Linked DNA regions of Mus musculus: region 2 is linked to region 1. Evidence: chromatin contacts called from ENCODE Hi-C or POLR2A ChIA-PET data. All regions are on one chromosome and are shown on one strand. The core of a region is the stretch at or near the end of the contact, and the rest is flanking DNA. Distances in the headings are between cores, read along the strand shown. Region 1 overlaps Mapt (microtubule-associated protein tau). Region 2 overlaps Mapt (microtubule-associated protein tau).

What was found. A loop is a pair of places that touch in the nucleus more often than their neighbours do. ChIA-PET counts read pairs that join two places held with the same protein, here RNA polymerase II (POLR2A).
Region 2: a map of left cerebral cortex shows a loop between it and region 1 (4-fold over the local background). The contact joins two enhancer-like sites. A Hi-C loop is called at or near these places in 2 of 37 maps with a recorded cell type or tissue (both left cerebral cortex). POLR2A ChIA-PET finds 5 or more read pairs at or near these places in 4 of 5 experiments (Patski and embryonic stem cell).

What each region holds. Positions count from the first base shown.
Region 1 is chr11:104,253,528-104,259,744 of GRCm38, reverse strand. The region is part of intron 1 of Mapt (microtubule-associated protein tau); the gene reads right to left. Among named protein-coding and RNA genes, the nearest start is that of Mapt, 25 kb to the right of the region's middle. Within about 2 kb of position 4,966, at least 2 of the 3 ENCODE cell types and tissues checked have a DNase peak (open chromatin) inside an H3K27ac peak, as active enhancers do; they include left cerebral cortex, where a contact is called at or near this core.
Region 2 is chr11:104,285,691-104,292,127 of GRCm38, reverse strand. Mapt (microtubule-associated protein tau) reads right to left here. Exons shown (of 12, transcript NM_001038609.2): 3 at 4,919-5,005; 4 at 2,134-2,220. Among named protein-coding and RNA genes, the nearest start is that of Mapt, 57 kb to the right of the region's middle. Within about 2 kb of position 2,246, at least 3 of the 3 ENCODE cell types and tissues checked have a DNase peak (open chromatin) inside an H3K27ac peak, as active enhancers do; they include left cerebral cortex, where a contact is called at or near this core.

The sequences.
Region 1 (6,217 bases), core at 3,717-6,216:
TTTGTGTGGCAAGTTGAGAGGGGGTCTAATGTACTGGCTGGCTTTTTGAGTCAACAGAACACAAGCTGGAGTTATCACAGAGAAAGGAGTTTCCCTTGAGGAAATGCCTCCATGAGTTTCAGCTGTAAGGCATTTTCTCAATTAGTGATCAAGGGTGGGAGGGCCCATTGTGGGTGGTGCCATCCCTGGGCTGGTAGTTCTTGGTTCTAAAAAAAAAAGCAGGTTGAGCAAGCCAGTAAGTAAGATCCCTCCATAGCCTCTGCATCAGCTCCTGCTTCCTGACCTGCTTGAGTTCCTGTCCTGTCTTCCTTTGGTGATGGACAGCAATGTGGAAGTATAAGCTGAATAAGCCCTTTCCTCCCTAACTTGATGTTTTGTGCAGGACTAGAAACCCTGACTAAAGCACACCAGGACACCAGGTGGCTGGGAGCAGCTCTCCTGGTTGAGATGGGTGAGTTGGCCTAAGGATGGCTCTGGGGACAGGAAGCCGTGGTGCCTGTGTAATAGAAATGAATGGTTCCCGAGGGAGCCCAGGAGCTGATGTCCTGGGTCACATGACAGGATGTCACAGTTATTCCCCGGGTCTGTGAGCTCTGGCCTTTCTTCCCCAGCTCTGGCACTGATGGGAGTCTTGTTTACCTTCAGAGGCTGGGTGAGGAATGAACAGGTTAACAAGGCTTCAGGCCTGGAGGCAGGAAAACCAACCCAGGGCTCCCCTGTGTCTGGGGGTTGTGCGTAAGCATGCCCCATTCTCACGACCTCTGCGCAGGGCCGCAGCCTGAGTCCAGGGGCCTCATTGGTGACTGTCACTGCATGGGCTGCAAATGACCTTTCGAGGCTGCAGATTGTAGACACCACCAGGGAATGGCGGAGCTGTGTCAGAGGTCACCACCTGGGGCCGAGGCAGCCTCTTCTTCCTGCAGAGATCTGTTGCAGCCTGCCCCATACCCAAGGCACGGTGGGAACTGTGTATGGAGGGCTTGGGAAATGCATGTAGAAGACACTTAAGGATCTTTTCTTTCCGTCCCATCTCTTACACAGCTCCCACGAGCTCTACACCAAGGACTTATGGCATTCTCCGCTCAGTCCGCTGTTTCTGTAACCCGTTCTCTTAGTCTCACAGAGGAAGCAGCTGAAGCACAGAGGCATGAATGACACACCCAGGGCCACACAGTCAGGACTTTAGCAGAATTAGGGTTTGAACCCCTAGCCCCCATGTGTGCATTTAACATCTCACTGCCTTGTCAATGAAACCACAGGGCAGATGACCTTAGGGCACGGAACTCTCATTGGGGTAGGGGTGGAGTTTTTCTTCACTAGTATGTATTTCTCAGGAAAATTAAGCAGTGGAGAGTACTTGGGTAAGAGATCTGCTGGTGAGCTCAGGAGAGACATGACTGAGCCGGGCGTGGTGGTGCACGCCTTTAATCCCAGCACTTGGGAGGCAGAGGCAGGGGGATTTCTGAGTTCGAGGCCAGTCTGGTCTACAGAGTGAGTTACAGGACAGCCAGGGCTACACAGAAAAACCCTGTCTCGAAAAACCAAAAAGAAAAAAAACAAAACAAACAAACAAACAAAAAAACCCAACCAAACAAAAAATAACAAAAAAAAAACCCCAAAAACCAAAAAACAAAACAGGAGACATGACTGTGGAGGTCATGGGTCACCCTCACAGGAGCCTGAGGGCTAAACATCCCCCGGACATCTTACTCTGGCTAAGATTGAGAGTAAACTCACTATGGAAGACACACTGTGGACCCGGCCATGACCATACCAAGGTTTTGCGGGTGGCAGGGCACCTGTTCTGTGAGCTCCCCAAACCTCCTCTAGACCCCACTTCCCTTGTTTTCCTCCATGTGGTCTAGCTCTCTGGTTCCTAGAGGCTTCCAGAGGGCAGGGGATGTCTCTGTCGCTCCAGAATTCACAAGCCCCAGTAGCAGCCATGAGAAGGAGGGAAAGAGACAGGGCATTCATTATATTCCTGTTCCCAGACAGAGTCCCTGTGCTTGGTCCTCTCAGCACCCTGCAGAGGGAGAGCCCATTACGCCTCTCCATAGGGAATCAAGTTCTAAGAGGCACTCTTAGGGTGTGGCTTAAGGTTGTCTGGTGAATGAGAGGCAGAGAGGGACATTCAGGAGTTGCTCAAGGGGCTTCATCACTACGGCACAGCTCCCAGCTGCTGGTGATCCATGGATCTCTGACTTACCTTCCTGTCCCCTTCCTTACAGTCCTACTTATCTCAGGAAGTTCTACCTGCTGTCTGCCTCAAGTGCTTCTTCTACAATAAGTCCAAATCAGACAAACACCCCAGGAACATATTAATTTCCCCAGCTTAGTTGCCAATGCTTGACAAGAAGGTTCTCGTTCTCTCTCTCTCTCTCTCTCTCTCTCTCTCTCTCTCTCTCTCTATCTCCAGATGATTTCACTTGGCAGCTCTGGCTAGCCTGAAACTCACAATGTAGCACCCTTTCACTCACAGAGATCCTCCTGCCTCTCCTTTCACTCACAGAGATCCTCCTGCCTCTGCCTCCCAAATTCTGGGATTAAAGATGTATGACAAGGATTTTTGATGGCAGCGAAATTTCTTTAAAATTTTTGTATTACATTTTATTTAATGTGTGTGTGTGTGTGTGTGTGTGTGTGTGTGTGTATACATGTCAGGGTGCACAAGTGGAGGAGAGGGTAAGTTTTGGGAGTTGCTTGCTCCTTTTTTCTACTGTGTAGACTATGAACTGAGGCTGTCTGACTTGGCAGCAGGTGACATTACCCTCTGAGCCATCTTGCCAGCCCTAATGGGAATATAGTTTCCAACTGATCTTGAGAAATTAGGATGATCTGGCCACTCTGGGCTTAATTGTCTTCAGATCATTGGTGGCAGTGGGGGAGAGGGACCTACAGCAGCAATCGCAAGGGGCACTAGGTGACATGATGCTCCATTGAGCTTTTTATACCCTGTCTCTTGGTTAATATGAAAGGTGCTGTCCCTTTAATCCCAGCACTTGGGAGGCAGAGGCAGGTGGATCTCTGAGTTCGAAGACAGCCTGGTCTACAGAGGAAGTTCTAAGATGGCCAGAGCTACACAGAAAAACCCTGTCTTGAAAAACAAGAGGAGGAGGGGGAGGAAGAGGAAGAGGAAGAGGAGGAAGAAGTGTGTTGCCACCTACTATTGTAAACACTTTGTGGTACCCTTAGCCTCCCTTCCAGGCTGCTCAGCCTCTCCAGGGAAAGCAGTCCTGCCCTGTAGGTTGGGAGCTGGGCCTCTTGACTCTCAAAGCCTGTGTGCAGGGAGAGAACGCTAAGCAGCCACTGGACTCTGGCTAAGTTGGGTTTGTTTGAGGACATGCTCAAACTGGATGTCTGGGCCTCAGGCCAGGTATGGAATTCATGGACAAGGACAATTGCTTCTGGGATGTCTCTACCACTGGCTCTGTACCAGGCTTTCCACAGGTAAGGGGTATCCTAAAGGAATACTCTCTCCTGATGGAAATCCAGATGTAGCGTCACATGTCTATAATCCCAGCACTTGAGAGATGGGGCAGGAGGCAGAAGTTCAAGGCTAGCCCTGTCTACATGAGATCCAGTCTCAAACCAAAACAACAAAGAGATGGCTCATTGCTTAAGAACACTTGTTATAGCCAGGCGTGGTGGCACACACCTTTAATCCCAGCACTTGGGAGGCAGAGGCAGGGGGATTTCTGAGTTCGAGGCCAGCCTGGTCTACAAAGTGAGTTCCAGGACAGCCAGGGCTATACAGAGAAACCCTGTCTCGGAAAACAAAAATCCAAACAAACAAAAAACAAAACAAACAAACAAAACAAAACAAAAGAACACTTGTTATGTTTGCAGAGAACAGGGCTTGATTCTCAGCACCCACATGGGGTCACAACAATCCCTAAGTCCAGTTCCAAGGTTTTCTATGTCTTCTTCTGACCACCTCAGGCATAGGCATGAGCGTGGTGCACAGACATCCATGTGTGCAAAACACTCATATACCTAAAATAAATAAATCTAAAGTGGTTTGTTTCTGTTTTTGCTTTTTTAAGATTAAAAAAAAACCCAAACAATGGAGAAATTCTTAAGAGTCTTGATCCAATATTTTCAATTCCTAACCCAACTATTAGGACAAATAAAGGGATATTACCAGCTAAGTTTCACCTAAAAGCCTATGGAGGGAAACAGAGTAAGAAATGTCCTCATTCAGATTTCCTTGGATTCATGTTGAGCTGTGTCTCTGTCCCGCTATATGGCAATCCTGTGTGAAGTTTACATCCATGCATGTTGTTAGGTGGTGCTGGACAGCGCTGAGGGCCAGGCAGGCCTCAGCTGCACACCAGTCAGTGTCTAGAACTCTTCCATCTCCTGCTTCTCTCACCTGGGCCACACAGCAGGGCTCTGCAGATGTGCCTCCGTGTCTTGTGGACTCCATACGTGTCCTCTGCAGCCTGCAGATGATGGGTTTGTGTGGTGTGTTTGTGGGATTCCAATGCACAGGAAGGCATCCACACAGCCACCCTATTCCTACTGGAAGGCTACAGTCTGGATTCCTTGGAGGACTGGGAAGGGTCAAAGGGCAATGCTAGGCCTCTGGTAAATGGGTGCTGGGTTGGGGGACCAGAGCATCCAGAGCAAGGATGGGAGGAGAGCTCTCAGGAAGCAATACAGGAAAAAGGCCAAGCAGCCCCTGCACTGCCCAGTGAGGCTGCTATGAGCTAAGGGCCCATGGGAAAGCTATCAAGCCACTTTGGAGCTCGACTTCCTTAAGGAGAAAACCAGAAAGCATCTGCAAACATGCTGGCACGATCTCATTGTGCTGAGGCAATGAGCTGAACCAGGAATGCACCATCTGTCCCATGCTCAGTGGCCACCCCCACATCTCCAAATAGAAATTCCAAAAATGGGCCCAAGACCTGGGACCTGGACCACATGGGTGACCAGCCCAAGGGTCTGAGCCTGGGAAGAGCATCATTCTCGGCACCTGTGCTGGAAGCCTACAGCCCATCTGGAAGGTTCTCCCGGCTGAGGCTGCCAGGTGCTCAGCTAGCCTGCCAAGGCTGGTAACCGCGTGTACTTGCTAAAGACTTGGAGAACACTGAGGTACCACATCGCCTCGGCTCCTTTAACTCCGCAGGGTCTCCAGTATGTTCTCTGAGTCCTTCAGAGGAAGCAGGGGTGATGTGAGCAGGCAGGGATTCTGAAGGAGTCCCGCTCACCATGATGAGCTGCCTGGGGGAGGACTGTGCAGGGGCAGGGTGTGGCATCTGCACCCAGGAAGGTAGGGAGATGGAGACAGGCAGCACCCATTTCCTCCCCTTCCAAACAGGAAGTGCCACTGGCTCTGGAACGGCCTGGAGGGGCACGCAATGAAGTCATCTATGTGAAAGCACCAAGAGGAAAAAATAGCAGTGGGGCTATTTTTGACATAAAAAGGATTTGGGATTATAAATCAGATAGTTCCATCTATGTTGTCACATGACATGCAGTTCCCCACTGGGCAGTGTAGATCGTTCGTTCCCATCTATGTTAAGGTAGGGACTTAAACACACTAACCCATTTCTCCTTGCTCACCTATCCCGTCCATCTGTGGGTCTACAAGAACATTTGGTTCCCGGGTTCAACTATGTCTTATGTTATAAACATGTTTTACACAGACACATGTACATACCCATGTATGCCATGCTTCTAAGCTATTTTGTTGTTGTTTTGAGACAGACTCTCTCTACTTGGTAGCCCTAGCTGTCTTGGAATTCACTCTATAGACCAGGCTGGCCTCGGATTCACAGAGATCCGCCTGCCTCTGCCTCCCAAGTGGCTGGGATTAAAGGTGTGTACAAGCATGCCTGGCTGCTCCTCGGCTAGTCTCATCCTGTGGCTTAACTGGAAGGTTCTGTGTAAGGCAGTGAAGTGTTGAGGATAGCTGGCAGGGGCCTGGTGCAACCGCTTCCCTGTTTCTGTGTGACATAAGATGGTTAGGGCAGATCAGAACCTCTTCCCAGGCATGCCACTGGCGGGGAGGGGTGTGTGTTTAAAAGAACAGTCTTTGTAGAAGGCCTTGAGCTTTTGTGGGGAGTTAAGAGTGTTATCTGGGACAGGGTCTTTTTGTGTTTCCCGGGTTGATTCTGAATTTATAATCCTTACTTAGCACCTCAAGTCTATAATTACAGATGTGACCCACCAAGCAATCAATCCAGCTAGATGCTTCGAACAGATATATCCTCTG
Region 2 (6,437 bases), core at 997-3,496, 35 kb before region 1:
GTGGTACCATCCCATGGGCTGGGGGTTAAGGCAGTACGGAACGCAGAGGAAGGAAGGAGAAATCACACCCAAAGCTACACTCCTTTGGGCTCTCTATCTACCAAGAAGAGCTTCCTCCACCACAGGCAATGCTCTGTCCAAGGAGGACACAGGAGCCCATGAGCCAAAACAAAGCTTTCCTCACTGAGTCATCTCTGTCAGGTGTCTGGGCACTCAGGAGATGTTCCATGGGAAAAGGTGGCCTCTAAGCTCCTGCAGAGATGCCACTGTCCCCTCCTACCCACCTGCCCCGCACTAGCTCAGAGCAGCGGCTGGTTTAGAACAAGGCTGTGGGCCTGACTGTCACATCTGACTGGCCATTCAGATGAGTGTTTATAAGCTGTGAGGCTTCCTTCTCCATCATCACACTCAATCTATAGCATGGTGGGGGATGCCCTGGGAATCACGTATGCTAAACCAGGCAGTCCACCAACTAAGTGAGCTGTGTCCTGGCCTTTGTGGCCTGTTTTGAGACCAGAAAGACTATAAAGCATTTCTGATTACCCAGGAGTGGTGGGAAAGTCTACAGCTTTCATCCTAAACGGAGGACAAACTTCTTCAATGACAAAACTTTGATGTAGAGATATGGCTTAGTGGCTAAGAGCACAGACTGCTCATGCAGAGGTCCTGAGTTCAATTCCCAGCCCCCACATGGTGGCTCATGACCATCTGTAATGGGATCTGATTCTCTTTTCTGGTGTGTCTGAAGTCGGTGACAGTGTACTCACATACATAAAATAAATGAATCTAAAAAAAAAAACAAAAACAAAAAACCTTTGAAAGAATAGCCAGAGACAAAAAGTATCATATGACCCATGACTTCACCCCCGTAAGGTGTCTGTGACCTTCAAGCATCCTTCATGAGCAAGGCTGAGGCCTGGCCAGGATTTAAGAACATCTAACCCCTTCTGTCTCAGAAGCCACTACTGCCAGTCAATCACTTTGCAAAGCAGAAACACATTTTGAAAGCCGGGGTGGCTCTGTAGTGGGCATTCTCCATGGGTGTGCGAGAGAAGGCTGGCTATAGGCTCCTAGGGTGCTCACTCTTCATTGTCAACTTGCTAGACTTGGAACCACCTAGGAGACACACCCCTGGGCGCATCTTCCGGGGGTATTCACAGAAAGGTTTAACTGAGCAGGGAAAACCTACCCTGAATATGGGTGTCACCATCCCATGGGCTGGGGTCCTGGGGAAAAAGGAGAAAGCCAGCTAAGCACCAGCATTCGCTGCTGTCTGCTTCCTAACTGCAGATGCAGTGTGACCGCCACCGTGCCGCCACCTGTCACATGGAGTCTATCCCCTAAAACCACGACGAGCCCTAACAGACCCTAGAGTTGCCTTAGTCAGACATTGGATCACTGTAAGGAGGAGGAGTGACTGGCATAGTTGCAGAGAGGCACTCCTCAGCAAGGGGTCTTCCCATCTCTGCCACGGTGAGATCAGGCATGTCTCGGTAGCTAACTGGGCAACTTGGGTTCATCCTGCTAACTGCTGGAGTTCTCCCTGAGGCCATGGAGGACAGCACAAAGGGAAGGTACCAGGCTCTGGGCTATGATGATTTCTTGCCTAGCCCTCCGTCCCTGCAGGATGACTTACGAAGGACTGAGCGTCCGAGCCCAGGATTCTTTTTGCTGCTTCGCTGCCTAATTCCTTGTCACCCACATTGGTAGAGCAGACTACATAGACCGAACCCGAAAGATGGACGTGAGGTCACATTTCCGAACAACAGCACCATCCCATTAGACCATCAGAAGGATTCAGTTATGTAGTCGATGTAGCCTGCTTGGTGCTCCTGGGAGTAAACTGTCCCCTAAAGGTGACCTGCTACTTACTATTGCTGGGCCTGGAGAAAATGTGAAGAAGGCAGGAAACCTTCCCCAGAGAACTCTGTTGAGAACCTTTCTAATAGGCACACTGACTGAGGTGGGGGCCAGCAGGAATCAGAGGACTCTGTAGCCTTGTGGGAGGCAGTCAGACTCCAAGGCCGCCACTGCTAAATAGCCAGGAGCCCCAGAAGCCAGAGCGGCTTACTCATCTGCTGCACCCGACTATGAGGGTGACCTGTCCAAGGCAGCTCCGGGGCTCACCCTCACCTGTAATTCCTTCTGGGATCTCCGTGTGGGGCTGGGCAGCGGCCTGCTTGTCGGGAGCTCTCTCATCCACTAGGGGCGCAGTCACGTCTGGAAACCACCAACAGTCACCCCTCTGCTTATGCAGGGGCAGTGCAAGGAGTGGGGCCTGCCAGCCACATGCAAGAAAAGCCAGCTCAAAGCAGGGCCACAGTCCTCCTTCCTGCCCATCTCCCCAGGAAGCACACTAACAGGAGGACCCCCTGCCTGGAAAGCCTACAGGGGTCATGTAAGGATGACGAGGGACACAGCCTGACTCCTGGGGGTCAGCTGTGTGATCCTCACTGCAATGCAGGGGCCCCGCAGCTGGGACTCATCAGGCAATATGAGGAAGCTGAGAAATAGACTGAGCCGCTTTCCTGTGGGGCTTTGAGTAAGCCTTTTGTCACCCTAGCCTTTGTTTCCACAAGTGTAGAACAAGAGTGCCATCTGTAGGTGACCTTTAAAACTTCTACCACTTCTAATTCCCTGCCCCCAACCTCCTCACATCTCATTAAAAGGCACCAGAGTTCCTTATGTGGCAATAACCAGGCCAGATCCAGTTTCCTCGATGATGCAAGAGATAAGAGATCCCAGACCAGGACCTGGGGGCATCTTTTCAAAGCAAGCACTTTAGCTCCTCCCGAACCCCCAGCCTCTCTACTAGGTATGCGAGGCACACCCAAGGAGTGGCCGGTTTCAAGGGATTCCCAGAATTCCACACAGCTAGTCCACAAAGGCTATTTTCCTTATGATCCTGTCTGGTGCAGATAAAACAGCTCGCTGAGCTCAGCCCCAGCTGCCTCCCTCCCTGAGGGTGAGTGAGGCATGTGGGGGCCCACGCATGTACAGGTCCAGACTGCATGAGTGGGTTGTTTCTTCCTGGACAATGGTGACAGAGCAGTGAAAGCCACGTTTGGGAAGCCTGCCCCAGCTTTGGCTCCAAGGCTTTCTCAGGGTGGCAGACAGCTTGCAGACCTGTTCTAACAGGATGAGCAGGAAGTGTCTTGCATCGCTGGTTTTCAGAAGGGCAAAGGAAATCTAGCCAGGAGGTTGTCACCAGGCTAAGGGCCATGCCACCTGCATCCTCCGGGGATGGGCCAGCATGCCGAACAATTGGCAGGAGCTTGACAGCTATGTTCTGGATTTATCCAAAGGCAGATGCTGCGGGAGAGGGCCTGGCCAAATTCTCTTTCTGTAACAGAACGCCCAAGCCATGTTCAGGGATGCAGAAAGGGCTCAGAGTGGAAGCTCCAACCTCCTTGGAAGGCTGGAGGAGCTATGGACGATTAGTTAAAAGCCATTCTCCATGTCCCTTTTCCTTGATTTCTTCTACTCAATGGATCCAAAAGCAAGGTGGGGACAGCCATGCAGCCCACGGTGGCCAGAGAGCCAGTTCTGGCCAGTGAATGAAAATGAAAACATCCAGGAGGAGCTTATAATAGAAAACTCTTGATTTAGTTTTGGCAACACATTGGCTTCTTCGGGGTCCTTTTGGTGACTGTTTTTGTTTGTTTTGTTTTTGTTTTTAATTTCAATTTCATTCATTCTTATTTTTATTATTTGCTTTTTTTTTTTTTTTTTTTGAGACAGGTTTCTCTGTGTAGCACTGGCTGTCCTGGAGCCCTCTCTGTGGACCAGGCTGGCCTCAAACTCAGAAATCTGCCTGCCTCTGCCTCCCAAGTGCTGGGATTAAAGGCGTGCACCACCTCTGCCTGTCTTTCATTCATTATTATGGAACACGTGTGTAATACATCTCTGTGGGCACATGCCATCACAGTGTGTGGGAACTTAAAGGACAACTTTGTAGAGTCGGTTCTGTCCTTCCTCCTTTACAAAGGTTCTGGGGAATTGAACTCGGGTCCCCAGGCTTGCATGGTAAACGCCTTCATCCTCTGAGCTGTCTCACCAGCCATGGTTCTTGTTCCAAGGCAGATGACAGTGTTTGGGAGCGCAGCAGCTATTCTTCAACAATGAAGCAACAGTCCAACCACGTAGGATGGCAGAAGACAAAGACAGAAGCGCATACATGGCGTTAGGGAGCTATGCCCATGTCCGGGTATCTTATGATTGCAAGGCAAAAAGCCTCTTCAGTTGGTAGAGCTTTTGGGTTCCAGCAGCCAACAGTGGCACTATAACTAACCCACTTGGGAAGCAAGACAGCCGACCAGGGAGCATTTCAGGAAAAAAGACAATGAGCTTTGCGACAACCTAGACACCACATATCTGGAGTGAACAGATTACAGGAGATGAAACGTACTCCATGCCCAAAATCCAGAGCCCAAGAAACGAAGATGCCACACCAAAACCCGCTCCTAACAGATGAGCGGGAGACTTCTGACCTGCCCCCTCCTCAGCCAAATGAGCATTCTGGTCTTTGAATCCCTGAAAGAAAAGTAAGGTGGAGGCTTCTGAGGGGGTCATGGAAGGTAGCAGATTCAGGATGGGAACCCTGTTGAGCTGTGTGTGAGCCTCGCTGTGCTACACAGACCAGCTTCTTCAAGCATGGAACATTCAGGGCAACACGCACGATAATGATGCTCAAGGCGCACACTGTTGAGCCAGGCATAGAAGCAGGTCCCCGCTCCCACTACCCTGCAAAGCACCGGGCTAGCGCATCTCAGCCATCAGGATAGGAAGCAGCGAGTGCAGCCGGGAGGGTGGCACACAGTGCGCAGCCGCAACCCTAGTGCGTAGCGTGGAGTTGGGAGGGGAAGCTCAAAGCAAGGTAAGCTGAATGAATGGAGTGGTGGGAGTAGGGAGGCCCCACCTTCAGCAGTTGGAGTGCTCTTAGCATCGGAGGTCTCCGACCCTGGTTCCTCCGCTCCATCATCGGCGGGGGGCTGTGGGGGAGACTCTGGAACATATACAGTGAGCCCTCAGACCTCAAGAGGAACCTGAGAACTGTGTCCTATTGAGCTGTAATCTCTTTAGTGTGGACACTGTAGCCCGATGATCAAACCAGGAAGGGACCAGTGCCCCTTACACAACCATGTTCCACTCTTGGGGTTCTTGGATGAGAATGTGGGTGAGACAGGGTTTCTCTATGCAGACCTGGCTATCCTGGAACTCACTCTTTAGACCATACTGGCCCCGAACTCACAGAGATTGGCTTGCCTCTGCCTCCTGAGTGCAGGGATTAAAGGTGTATAACACCACCTCCTGGTGTGTGAAGATATACCTTTTAATCACCCAGGTTCAACGGAAGCAAAGCCCTTATATTGACAACCTGACAATGTATCTGGAAAGCCTGCTCCTGCTTGAGCAGAAAGCCCTCTCTGGTCTTCCCAGTGGCCGCTCCACCTTCAGGTCACAGCTCCTCATTGTTCAGCTCAGGGAACGCATTAATGGCTGAAGGATTTTCTTTGCTGACTCCCCTAGGCTTTCGTTAGCATGGCTGTGCTCGAAGCGGGGATAATGCTCTTTGTCCAGCACGTAAGACTCATCATGGGAGGTGGCCATTCTGGTGGTGTTTACTTCACCTTGTGTGGTGCTTTGAATTTGCTTGGTCCAGGGAGTGGCTGTTAGGAGGTGTGGCCTTGTTGGAGGAAGTATGCCACTGTGGGGAAGAGCTTAGAGATCTTACTCCTAGCTGCCTTTGGAACAAGATGTAGAACTCTGAGCTACTCCAGAGCCGTGACTGTCTGGACGCTGCAATGCTATTCACCATGATGATAATGGACTGAACCTCTGAACCTGTAAATCAGCCCCAATTAACCTCAGAACCTGTAAGCCAGCCCCAATTAAATGCTGTCCTAAGAGTTGCCTTGGTCATGGTATCTCTTCACAACTAAGGAAACCCTAAATAAGACATCATGGTTGAAGAGTTTTTAGGGTAGCTCTGTGTATCAATAGGAATACATGTGGTTCTTTTTTCTTTATTCTTTGTTATGGTGCAGATGTTGGCTGGGACTCTCCAGAGGCTCTAAGAGCCAGCTGCCCATTGTAACAGAGGAACAAATGCTCTGGCCATGGGGTTAAGTCCAGTATCACCCCATGCTCCATAACACTTTAATACCCCTTGTGGTGGTTTGAATAAAAATGGCCCCATTGGGAGTGGCATAATTAGGAGGTGTGGCCTTGTTGGAGTAAGTGTGGCTTTGTTGGAGGAAGTGTGTCATTGTGGGGTGTGCTTTGTGGCCTGGCCAGTGTGTCACTGTCATTTTTTTCTACTTTCTGATCCAGATGTAGAAATCTCAGCTACCTCTCCATCACCACGTCTACCTGCGTGCCACCTTGTTTCCTGCCATGATAACAATGGACTAAAAACCTCTGAACTGTCAATCCTA